2 separate regions of the Homo sapiens genome follow, and region 2 is linked to region 1. The links are chromatin contacts, found by Hi-C in ENCODE. All regions are on one chromosome and are shown on one strand. Each heading gives the region's core, a stretch centred on a gene start or an enhancer-like site at or near the end of the contact. The rest is flanking DNA. Distances are from core to core; before and after follow the strand shown. Region 1 holds the start of BLTP3B-DT (BLTP3B divergent transcript). Region 2 holds the start of TCP11L2 (t-complex 11 like 2).

Region 1 (4,767 bases), core at 699-3,198:
AAACCTTCCAAAATAAGATAGTTCAAGATTGGGCCATATATATAATTTTAAAAGAAACTTTTCAATGAGTGATAACATTAAGAAATACATATTCATGCAGGGCGTGGGGGCTCACACCTGTAATCCCAGCACTCTGGGAGGCCGAGGACCGCGGATCACCTGAGGTTGGGAGTTCAAGACCAGCCTGGCCTGGTGAAACCCAGTCTCTACTAAAAAAATACTACATATATACACATATATATGTGTAGTGTATACACATATATATGTAGTACACATATATATGTATGTGTATATATGTGTATATATGTATATGTATATATGTACATATGTATATATATGTACACACACACACACACGCTGCTATACTTTGCTACTTTTAAGAAAAGTGCTATATCTTATTCAGTATTATAAGTGAGGAAAATATTTGCTGAATCACAGAAGTAGAATTCTGTTCCCAATATATAACCTGTGGTATAAGACAATCTGGGGAATCAAGAATTATGTTTACTATACAAGTCTATAATCATACCCGTGTCTTCCCAAAATTAGTTAAAATTAACTTACAAATCGAACAGAAAGGGATCCTAACCAAGGGCTTTGAGTTCGCTGGTAACAACTTGGAACAAGAGCCTACATTTAGCCTGTGTCTTGAGACAAACACGGAGAAGCCAAGAGCAGTAACAAACTGCCAGCCTTACTGAGTCATGTTTCTGACTAAAACCGCGTTATGAAATGGAGAGAATGACATGTCTTGGGTTTAATCACCACAGATGTTAACTCCCTGAATTTTAGAGTTGCAGAGGAAAAAGAGCAAAAACCAAAAAAAAAAAATGTTCAGTAATAATGATGTGGGTCTCATAGGACTCCAGAAAGAACCTGCCAAAGCTGCGAACTCTGCTTATTTACCTAAAACAAATCCTAACTGTGCAAACAGGCACACCCTCTGATGCCACAGAGCGGGAACGCCAAGGTGGGAGGAATTCAGAACAATCACAAGGTTAACGTTCCACTGAGAACACAGCCTCCACTGAGCGTCCACACTGCGCCAGAAGCCCTCGGTTAACGGAACCGCTCTGCTCCAAGGGGAAGGAGCACCGAACTCGAGTTAGAGCCCAGCACATTAACCAGGCACTTGGGTGACGCCAGGCCACCTCCAGCCTCCGCTCAGTACCGCACAGAGCCGAGCCGGGACGCCCCCAGACGCCGCGCCGGGAGCGATCCCAGCCCGCCGCGCTCCGCACTCCGGGCTCCTCCGCGCGCCCACCCTGGGAGAAGACGCGTCAGGGGCCGATTCGTGAGGCCAGCCCCCGGCGCCGCCGGCGACAAGAGATCCGGGGCCGCGACCTCTGCCCCGGCCAGAGCGGGGAAGTCCGAAGGTCGCCTCCCGCACAGCCGCCAGGCGCCGCCGCCCCCGAAGCCGCAGGCTGACTCCAGTGCGGGCTGGGGTGGAGGCCGACTGGCGCCGACACCGAGGCGCTCACTGACCTGGAGAGGTGCTTCAAGATTTGTTTCTTGATGATCCCGGCCATGGTACCGAGGCTGGAGACGCCGCGGTCTCGTCCTGTTGCTCACTGCCTCCTCTCTTCGTGGCCGTCTCCTCTCTGTCCCGGCTAGCCCGGCCGGCGGAGAGGCGCTGATCGCTCACGACCGGGAGAGACCCAAGGCCCCGGCCAAGGCCACAGCCGCCGCCGAGAACCCGGAGCATCACGCTCAGGCCGCCACGGCCGCCGCGGGCGCCATCTTGGCTGCAGCATCACCTAAGAGACTCGGTGGAGGGCGGGGGCGGGGCGGCTCCAGGCGGGGCCGGCACGAGGCGGGGCGGGGCCAACGCCGGCTCTGGGCGGGCTCTGGGCGGGCTCTGGCTGGGCTCTGGCTGGGCTCTGGGCGGGGGCGGGAGGTTTGTGGCATTGGCGCCAGGGTTCTTAGCCCTCGCGACACAGGGCCCTTGACTCTCAATACACCATCCTTCTTGGCCTTAATCCTCCCTCCTTCCCTCTGCTGGTGTTCCCGCCTCCATCGCTGACCCGTCGCTGATTTTTACTTCCACGTCCTACTTCCCTTATTCATTTCCTCAGAATGTTTTTTATTTTTTTGCTTGTTTGTTTTTTTTTTTGAGACAAGTCTTGCTCTGTCACACAGGCTGGAGTCCAGTGGTACGATCTCGGCTCATTGCAACCTCCACCTCCAGGGTTCAAGCGATTCTCCTGCTTCAGCCTCCTGAGTAGCTGGGATTACAGGTGCGCACCACCACGGCCGGCTAATTTTTGTATTATTAGAGACGAGGTTTCACCATATTGGCCAGTAGGTCTCGAACTTCTCACCTCGTGATCCACCCTCCTAGCCTCCCAAAGTGCTGACATTACAGGCGTGAGCCACTGCACCCGGCCTCCTTAGAATGTTTTAAGAATCGGCCATTAACTCCTGTGCTTGCTTTGCTCTCTTGACCTACTCACCTTTCTTCATATTCTTCCTTAGGTTTTTGTTTTTGGTGTTTTTTTTTTTTCTTTTGTTAAGGTGTCCTGCCTTTCCCTTACCTAAATGTGGCAATTTAATGTTTCCTTTGGTTATTGCTATTCTAAGGGAAGTAAAGGTTGACAATGGTTCCTAGTAGTCTAGGACCTAGGAATTAGAAGGTGTATAATTCAAGTCCTGGCTCTGGTATTTTCTAGCTGTGTTATCCTGGGGAAAATAATTTCTTTACTATTAGTTTCATTTTAATCATCTGTGAAATAGATTAATCATCAGCCTTACCCACTTCACTAGGTTGAACCTAAAGGTGTAAATATCATATGAAAAGTTCTGTAAGGAAGGAAGGAAATTGTTGAACTAGGGAAAACTGTTACAATTCTACACCTCCACCCCACCCAATCCCAAACAGAGCTAACATTTTCAGAGATTAAAATGACGACTTCTGTCATCCCAGCACTTTGGGAGGCCGAGGCAGGCAGATCACTTGAGGTCAGGAGTTCAAGACCAGCCTGACCAACATGGTGAAACTCTGTGTCTACAAAAAAAAAATACAAAAATTAGCTGGGCATAGTGGCGGGCGCCTGTAATCCCAGCTACTCAGGAGGCTGAGGCAGGAGAATTGCTTGAACCCGGGAGGCAAATGTTGCAGTGAGCTGAGATCAAGCCACTGCACTCCAGCCTGGGCGACAGAGCAAGACTGTCTCAAAAAAAAAAAAAATTACTCAGTGTTAAGTCAAGTTTAGCCTAACACTGCCTCCTTACGTAATTGAGTTCAGCCTAAAGGTTTTTCTGTACATCATGAACTTATGAAAATAAGCAGAGGTATAAACCGACCATAGCCCACACCTGTGCCAATCACTGAGTTTTGGCCAGATGTAGCCAACTGTTCAGACTGTGTTCAAATAAGGCAAACACTGAGCTGTAAGCAATCCAGTTGTTTCTGTACCTCACTTCCATTTTCTAGACCTCACTTTCCTTTTGCTGGCCAGAAATCTGCTCCCAGCATGTGGCTGTGCTGGAGTCTCTCTGAATCTGCTGTGATTATGGGGGCTGCCAGACTCAGGAATCGTTCATTGTTAAACTCCTTTAAATTTAATTTGGCTGAAGTTTTTCTTTTAACACTAGTGATATCTAAAACAGGAAAAGAAATTGTACCACCCCTGAGGGATGTATTAGCAAGATGTGTGGTTGTACATCTTGGGAGTTGGGTGGGAAGTAGTTTACACATAGTCCAATAAGCTGGCCCTTTTTGAAGAATGGAAAGGATAGACGTGTAAGTTGACTACACTCAACATTTCATTTTATTTTTATTTTATTTTTGAGACAGTCTTACTCCATCGCTCAGGCTGGAATGCAGCAGCACGATCTTGGCTCGCTGCGACCTCCGCCTCCCAGGTTCAATCAGTTCTCCTGCCTCAGCCTCCCAAGTAGCTGGGATTACCAGGCTAATTTTTGTATTTTTAGTAGAGACGGAGTTTCACCATGTTGGCCAGGCTGGTCTCGAACTCCTGACCTCACGTGATCCGCCCGCCTCAGCCTTCCAAAGTGTTGGGATTACAGGCATCAGCCACCACACCCAGCTGACTACACTCAACATTTATCATAGATTATAAACCAGGCACTATTCAAGTATCCTGGGGTTGCCTAAATGAAAACAAAAATCTCTGTTCCTGCCATCAGAGTTAACGGCCTGGCTTGGAAGGCAGACTCATGTTACTTACACCTTCAGCTCTGTTAGTAGACTCTGGTTCAAATGCTGGCCACTTTATAACTGTGTAAACTTCAGCAAATTAATCTTTCTCAGCTTCAGTGATCTCATGTGTTAAGAGATATTATTATTAGTAGCTACTGTTAACCTGCCTTATAGCAAACTCAATAAAGGCTAGGTATTATTAATTACTTTACCAAAAACAAGCAAAGTGCTATAAGAACACAGAGGAAGGAGTAATTCATTTGGGGACAGACTTATAGTAGAGGTATTATTTCAAAGATATGAATAAATCCATTTAATTTTTTTAAAAAAATGGACCCTGAAATCAAAGACTTGGATTTAAAACTGAAGCAGGAGGGTTCCCTGACTTCACTCGCAGGACTAACACTAATGCACGAAGTACACAGGGGGGTGGCTCATCTGCTTGGCTACCGAGCACATGCAAACCCCTAATAGGACAGGGAGCACACAGATGGGCAAGTGCAGAAGCCGGAGCAAGGACTTTTGAACTCTGGCCCCATGGTAGCGTCTAGGGGTGGGTAACTGCAACTCCTGAAGCCCAAGTGGGCATGCGTTACACTGCACTC
Region 2 (5,317 bases), core at 1,692-4,191, 6.2 Mb after region 1:
TTAAATCAGTACAATATGCAACTCCACTAGAAAAGTTATAAGGCTGAGAGGTTGCAAATCCAACTGTAATTACATTTTTAGATTTTTGTCAATGATTTATTATAATTTAAAACTCAGATTTCAGATGTGTAAAAAGAAAATGAGTATTTCTATTTCTTCATCGAACAAAAATTTTGATCTGCCCTTAGTCTTTTGCCAAGAGTGATAGACCACATTTAGTCTACCGTGTAATTTACAGGGAGAAAAAAAAACTGTATTACTGTGAGTTCTCTAAGTGGTTCAAAAAGGTAAGTTAGAAAAACTAGGTGTAATAATATGTCTTCTTCAAATAAAATGCTAATTATTTTACTTCTAAAGAGGTTGCCTTTTCAGATTTTGTTGTTTTTTTTTTTTCCTCAGAAAGCCATAAACATAACCTGAGCAGGGAAGATTTTGTGTTATGACTGTCTGAGCCCTCTGAGCAACAATGTGATACAAGGCTCATTTTTGAGGGAACTGCCTTATATTTTACAGCACTCCATTTTTTCAAAGTGTTGTTTTTGTTTTGTTTTGTTTTGAGATGGAGTCTCGCTCTGTCGCCCAGGCCGGAGTAAAGTGGCGTGATCTCGGCTCACTGCAACCTCCACCTCCCAGGTTCAAGCGATTCTCCTGCCTCAGCTTCCAGAGTAGCTGGGATTACAGGTGCGTGCCACCACGCCCAGCTAATTTTTTTGTATTTTTAGTAGAGACGGGGTTTCACCGTGTTAGCCAGGATGGTCTCGATCTCCTGACCTTGTGATCCACCTGCCTCGGCCTCCCAAAGTGCTTGGATTACAGGCATGAGCCACCGTGCCTGGCCCAAAGTGCTTTTATACACAAGTCAGGCCAAGGGCAGTTGGTCAGGTAATTCACAGAAGGGTTTTCAGATAGCAAGTTATTTAACATTAAAGTAACAGAAGATAGTATTTCCAGCATCTTTTCTTATCTCAGCTTGGTTCTCTGATGTTACAGTTGAACTTGCTTTGACAAAAGCTGCTTTCCTGGTGGCTTTGAGAGCTACATATCTGAACTTTAAAAGAAGTGTCATGCCTAGGATCAGGCAGCTGGTCACTCCAGTATAAAGGACAACTACCCTGACTCATGGTCACCTGCTCCAACTTATGTCATAGCTCAAAACAATACTTAAATCCTTACAAAGCTAACAAAGGAAGTAATGTTGCCATGTGTCATTGTCACAGAATTACCAGAAGTTTGGGGGATTTGGGTGTTCATCTTTCTATTGTGGAGTTTTTAGGGTGGTGATGGCAGTTGTGTGGTGGTTGTCATTTGGCAGGAATTGAAATTGGAGGCTTCTGTCATTCTGATTACTTATCCAACGAATGACACAAATAAGAGCATGTTTGTAGGGAAGAACTCAGGTGGGGACAGCACCTTCTATTTAATCTCTTAACCTGTATTATTAGGTTGTATATTTTAGGAGAAGAGAGGAAAGTGGCAAAAGGAGGCACAGATACAAATTTATACAGATCACCAGCTAAGTTTGGCCACAGTGGTTTGCCAAAGAATTTCAATAACTAATACTTAGAGTGCTTACTGTGCACCCTGCTAAGCACTTCACATGCTTTATTTCACTTTATCCTCAAAATAACCCAAGGAAATAGCTATCATTGTTATCCCCAGAGACCAAGATCTCATGGATAGTGAATGTCAGAGCCAGGACTGGAACCATAGAGGAGTCTGTGTTGTAACCACTGAACAACTGACTTTCTACCCTGCTTTAAAATGTTGCCTGTTGTTTGTTGTTGTTGTTTTTGAACGGTGGTGGCCAATCTGCCTCCACAATCCAGACATAATTTCGGCACTAAACAGAAATACTTTAGTCTATACAAACTTCATGTAAGTAGTTCCTGCATGAAACTATTTCCCAAGTAATACAGCACCGATTTACACCTGGCAGAAGGCATAGTTTTGATGTGAACAGTTGGGGGAAGCTTGTTTCTCTACACCCTCAAGCACGCCCACAGCAGGAGCTGAGCAGCAGGCCAGACGGCACAGAGCCCTCCTGGGACTGGTTATTTACATTAACCAAGGTGGAAACTTCTCCCGGAGATAGGTGCTGCCAAGAACCCTAGAGGAAGTAAGACGCTTTATCTTTTGCACGCACGCCAAGTCTTCAGAGGGCCTGGATGGGTGTGACTCCAAGGAGCTAATCGTCCCGTGCAGGTGCAAATCTAGACCCGTGTTTATGTGGAGGTGTAGACGCAACTGGAGATGACCCGGTTAGTGGCTGACGTGCGTGGGAAAGCCCACCAGCAGCGTTGTTGGTTGGGTTGTCTCTGTAAGTGTGGACAGTGTGTTGGTGGGCACCCAGTTCCGATTGCCCCGTCTAGACAGGGGTGTGCGGGCACTCAATGTTCCACGCGCGGCCGGGAGCTCGCAGTGTGGTCCACGCCAGTGCGCCTGGAAGCCCAGGGGATCTGTCCGGCACTCCACTGGAGGCTTGGCCCGCGGCTTCGCCCACCTCCCCAGAGCCCCGCTCAGCCCCCGCTCCCCCCGCTCAGCCCCCGCTCAGCCCCCGCTCAGCCCCCGCTCAGCCCCCGCTCAGCCCCCGCTCAGCCCCCGCTCAGCCCCCGCTCAGCCCCCGCTCCCCCACTCGGCCCCGCCCCCAGTGCCCTGGCAGGCCCCGCCCCCAACGCCGGGCGCTCCCGTCGGCTCGGCGGCCTCAGTTCCGTAAACACTTCTCACCCCGCCCCCGGCAGCCCGGACCGCACCACTCGCCGCGCGGGGGAACCGTGCCCTCTCGCATCCGAAACACCCTCCCATCCGAGCTGTTCTCGGCCTCTCTGGTTCAAACTGACGAAGACTGTTTCTCTAATAGGTTCAGTCTGTGAGCGCTCGGCTTTCGGAGACTGAAGGGCCCTGGATCCCCTTGCCCCGTCGCGCCGTCGTCCCCCCGCTATCCGGTTTTGTGATGGCCGCGCCGTGGCTGCCTCCCTAGAGTCCCTCAGGGCCCTTTAAATACCGCGTTGGGGGGGACACTGGGGCTGGGGGGGTTTGTTGGGCTGGTGAGTTTTCGAGGTGACTGTGCTGTGCTCGGTGAGGGGACGCCCAGAGAGCCCTGACCCGGGGTCACTCCGTCGCCGTTCTCCTCTTGTCTACGTGCTGGACCCGGTGCGTATCCATCACGGGGGAGGCGTTGCCGGCTCGGAGGTGACCGGCCAGGTCCAACGGAGGGGACACCGCTGCAGCCCGAAGGCTCCCCTGCCCTATCTCGGAACTCCATCCTGGGAAGGCGGGGTCAGGGGCCATCAAGCTCGGCTCCTAGTTCATGTCTTCCCACTCCGCGTCCCCTTGTTTGACCTCGAACTGCCGTCCCGCGTGGGAGCGGGGAGCGGGGCACCGAGTGGCCGCCCCGCGTGTCGGGGTGGACACGGACTTCGGGCCTCGGAGGCCGCTTCGCCGCTGTTTAAATCCTGCTGGACAGGTACCAGCGGCATCCCGCCATCAGGGGCCCAGGGCACCCCCTTCCCCCACACTCCTCGGCCGGGCTGGAGTAGGGAACTGAGCCAGGGTAGAGGCAGGGCGGGCCCGGCAGCGTGTGTTTGGGATTTGTTGCCGTGGTTTCCCCGGCACTCAGCTCTGCCTCCGCCGTCCCCTCCCCCAAGGGTTTGTTTTGACAGGAAACCTGGTGCTGCTGGAGGGGAGGGGCGGCCAGAGGACGTGGGTGAGGTCGTGCAGACTGCTGCTGCGTCCCCTTGCCGGGACCTTTGGTTAAGGGGAAGAGGTGGAGAAAAGCCGATTGGGCCTGGGCTCGAACGCTGAACCCTCAGGTGTTGCTTGTGCTTCCCAAAGCTGCTACTGTAGGTGGCACCACTGGGGGTAATAGCAATGATTTGAGGTGGCATATGGATGAACATAGTTACTTGTTTTCGTTACTATTAAGAAAATCTGTTCCATTAAGTAAGCAGTTTCACAATGATAGAGTTTCCTTTTAAAATAAATATATTTAAATGCAAAAATCTAGTCAAGATAGAGACGCGGTTACTAAATTATAGTAAAGGTAAGGAGGGAGACGTAGAAATAGTCATGAAGAGTGGCACTCAAACGACTTAAGTTTGGGAAATCTTAGATGGTTGTCCTGCTACCTTAACTGTGAAGAAACTGGACAAGTTGTCCTTGTCCCCAGTGGGTGTCTCAGCACCCATGGTCACCAGCCCAGTCAGGGACTTTGCTCTTCTTACCTGCCAACGGATAATGAGTTAATCTCAGTGGTTCCCACTTGAGGAGGCTCCCTGCCGTGGTCCTTTTCCTCTCTTCTCTAGGGATTTCATGCATCACCCTGACAGCCAGTGGAAGTTGCCTGATTTGAAGAGGCCCAGGGCCGAAGATACCCAGTCATGTGTGGAAGCAGCTTCAATGCCATTTTGTGAGAGGTTGAGGGCCCCAGAGGGGGAAGCACAGGTATTAAAACAAAACAGACCAGCAAGTGTGGGAGGAGTGCTTTCAAATGTGAAAAGTGCCAGGAATCCTTCTCCCTGATGCTGTAATGCCACGTGTAACGTGAACATCTGCTTTGTGGACAGTGACTGGCTTGTTGGCTTTTATCTAGCTCTTTGTTGGTTCTAACTTGATGAAGACCAGTATTGTCTAGATGAATGGTATGGGCCCCTATCCCTCTGCTCTATGGTTTTTGCTTTGCTGTGGATGAATAACTTTAGTGCTGCTATTTAAGACTGATTCTAAAGCAGCATTTTGCAGAAGATGGAAATTTTTCACATCATCTGCAATTTTTTTCTTTAGAGCCCAGACTTAGTCCTCTGACTCCCTTCCCTTTACTACACATATGTGAAGGCTTGTCCTTGCAGCTGACCTCGATCTAGTGTTGAAGGATGGTACACACTAGAAGTTTCTTGAAATTTCTTTTTTGCGTGAGCTAACCTTAACTGGATGGGTTCAATTCCTCAAGGCCCTGCTGGGTAATCTGAATATTTCACTCCAAAATGTTTATGACTGTAAGCAGTTAACCTTTTTGCTAATACGTGGGGTCTAACTAGGGATTTTGCGGTGCATAAAGAATGGCTCCCTCCTAGAGGATTTTCTGTCACTGTAGCGGGGTGGTGAAGAATTGTTTTGGGTGACGTACTCCTTCAGTGATGCCCTTCACAGAATAGCACTTGAGCAGCCATACCAGGATAAGATCAGCTTGCTACCACATGTGCAAGTGTCCACAGGGTGATGGGTAGATGGATTTGGCAGAGTGGGAGTGGAAAGAATGAGCAGCACACCAAATTTTCTCCAGCCAAACTGGAGTGGTAGAGAGCATGGGTTTTAGGGATCC

What was found. A loop is a pair of places that touch in the nucleus more often than their neighbours do. Pooled maps may share reads with other maps.
Region 2: a loop to region 1 is called in a pooled map, with 11 times the contacts of the local background. The contact joins the promoter of TCP11L2 here to the promoter of BLTP3B-DT in region 1. A Hi-C loop is called at or near these places in 5 of 50 pooled maps.

The regions. Positions count from the first base shown.
Region 1 is chr12:100,141,107-100,145,873 of GRCh38, forward strand. It overlaps BLTP3B-DT (BLTP3B divergent transcript), which reads left to right and starts at 1,949. Exons shown (of 2, transcript NR_186018.1): 1 at 1,949-2,237; 2 at 3,434-3,565. BLTP3B (bridge-like lipid transfer protein family member 3B) reads right to left here and starts at 1,768. Exons shown (of 21, transcript NM_015054.2): 1 at 1,486-1,768. The coding sequence starts at 1,529. RefSeq lists silencers at 1,183-1,432, 1,753-1,932 and an enhancer at 1,313-2,076.
Region 2 is chr12:106,299,792-106,305,108 of GRCh38, forward strand. TCP11L2 (t-complex 11 like 2) reads left to right here and starts at 2,942. Exons shown (of 10, transcript NM_152772.3): 1 at 2,942-3,150. RefSeq lists a silencer at 2,580-2,699 and enhancers at 2,720-3,605, 2,780-2,859, 2,870-3,009.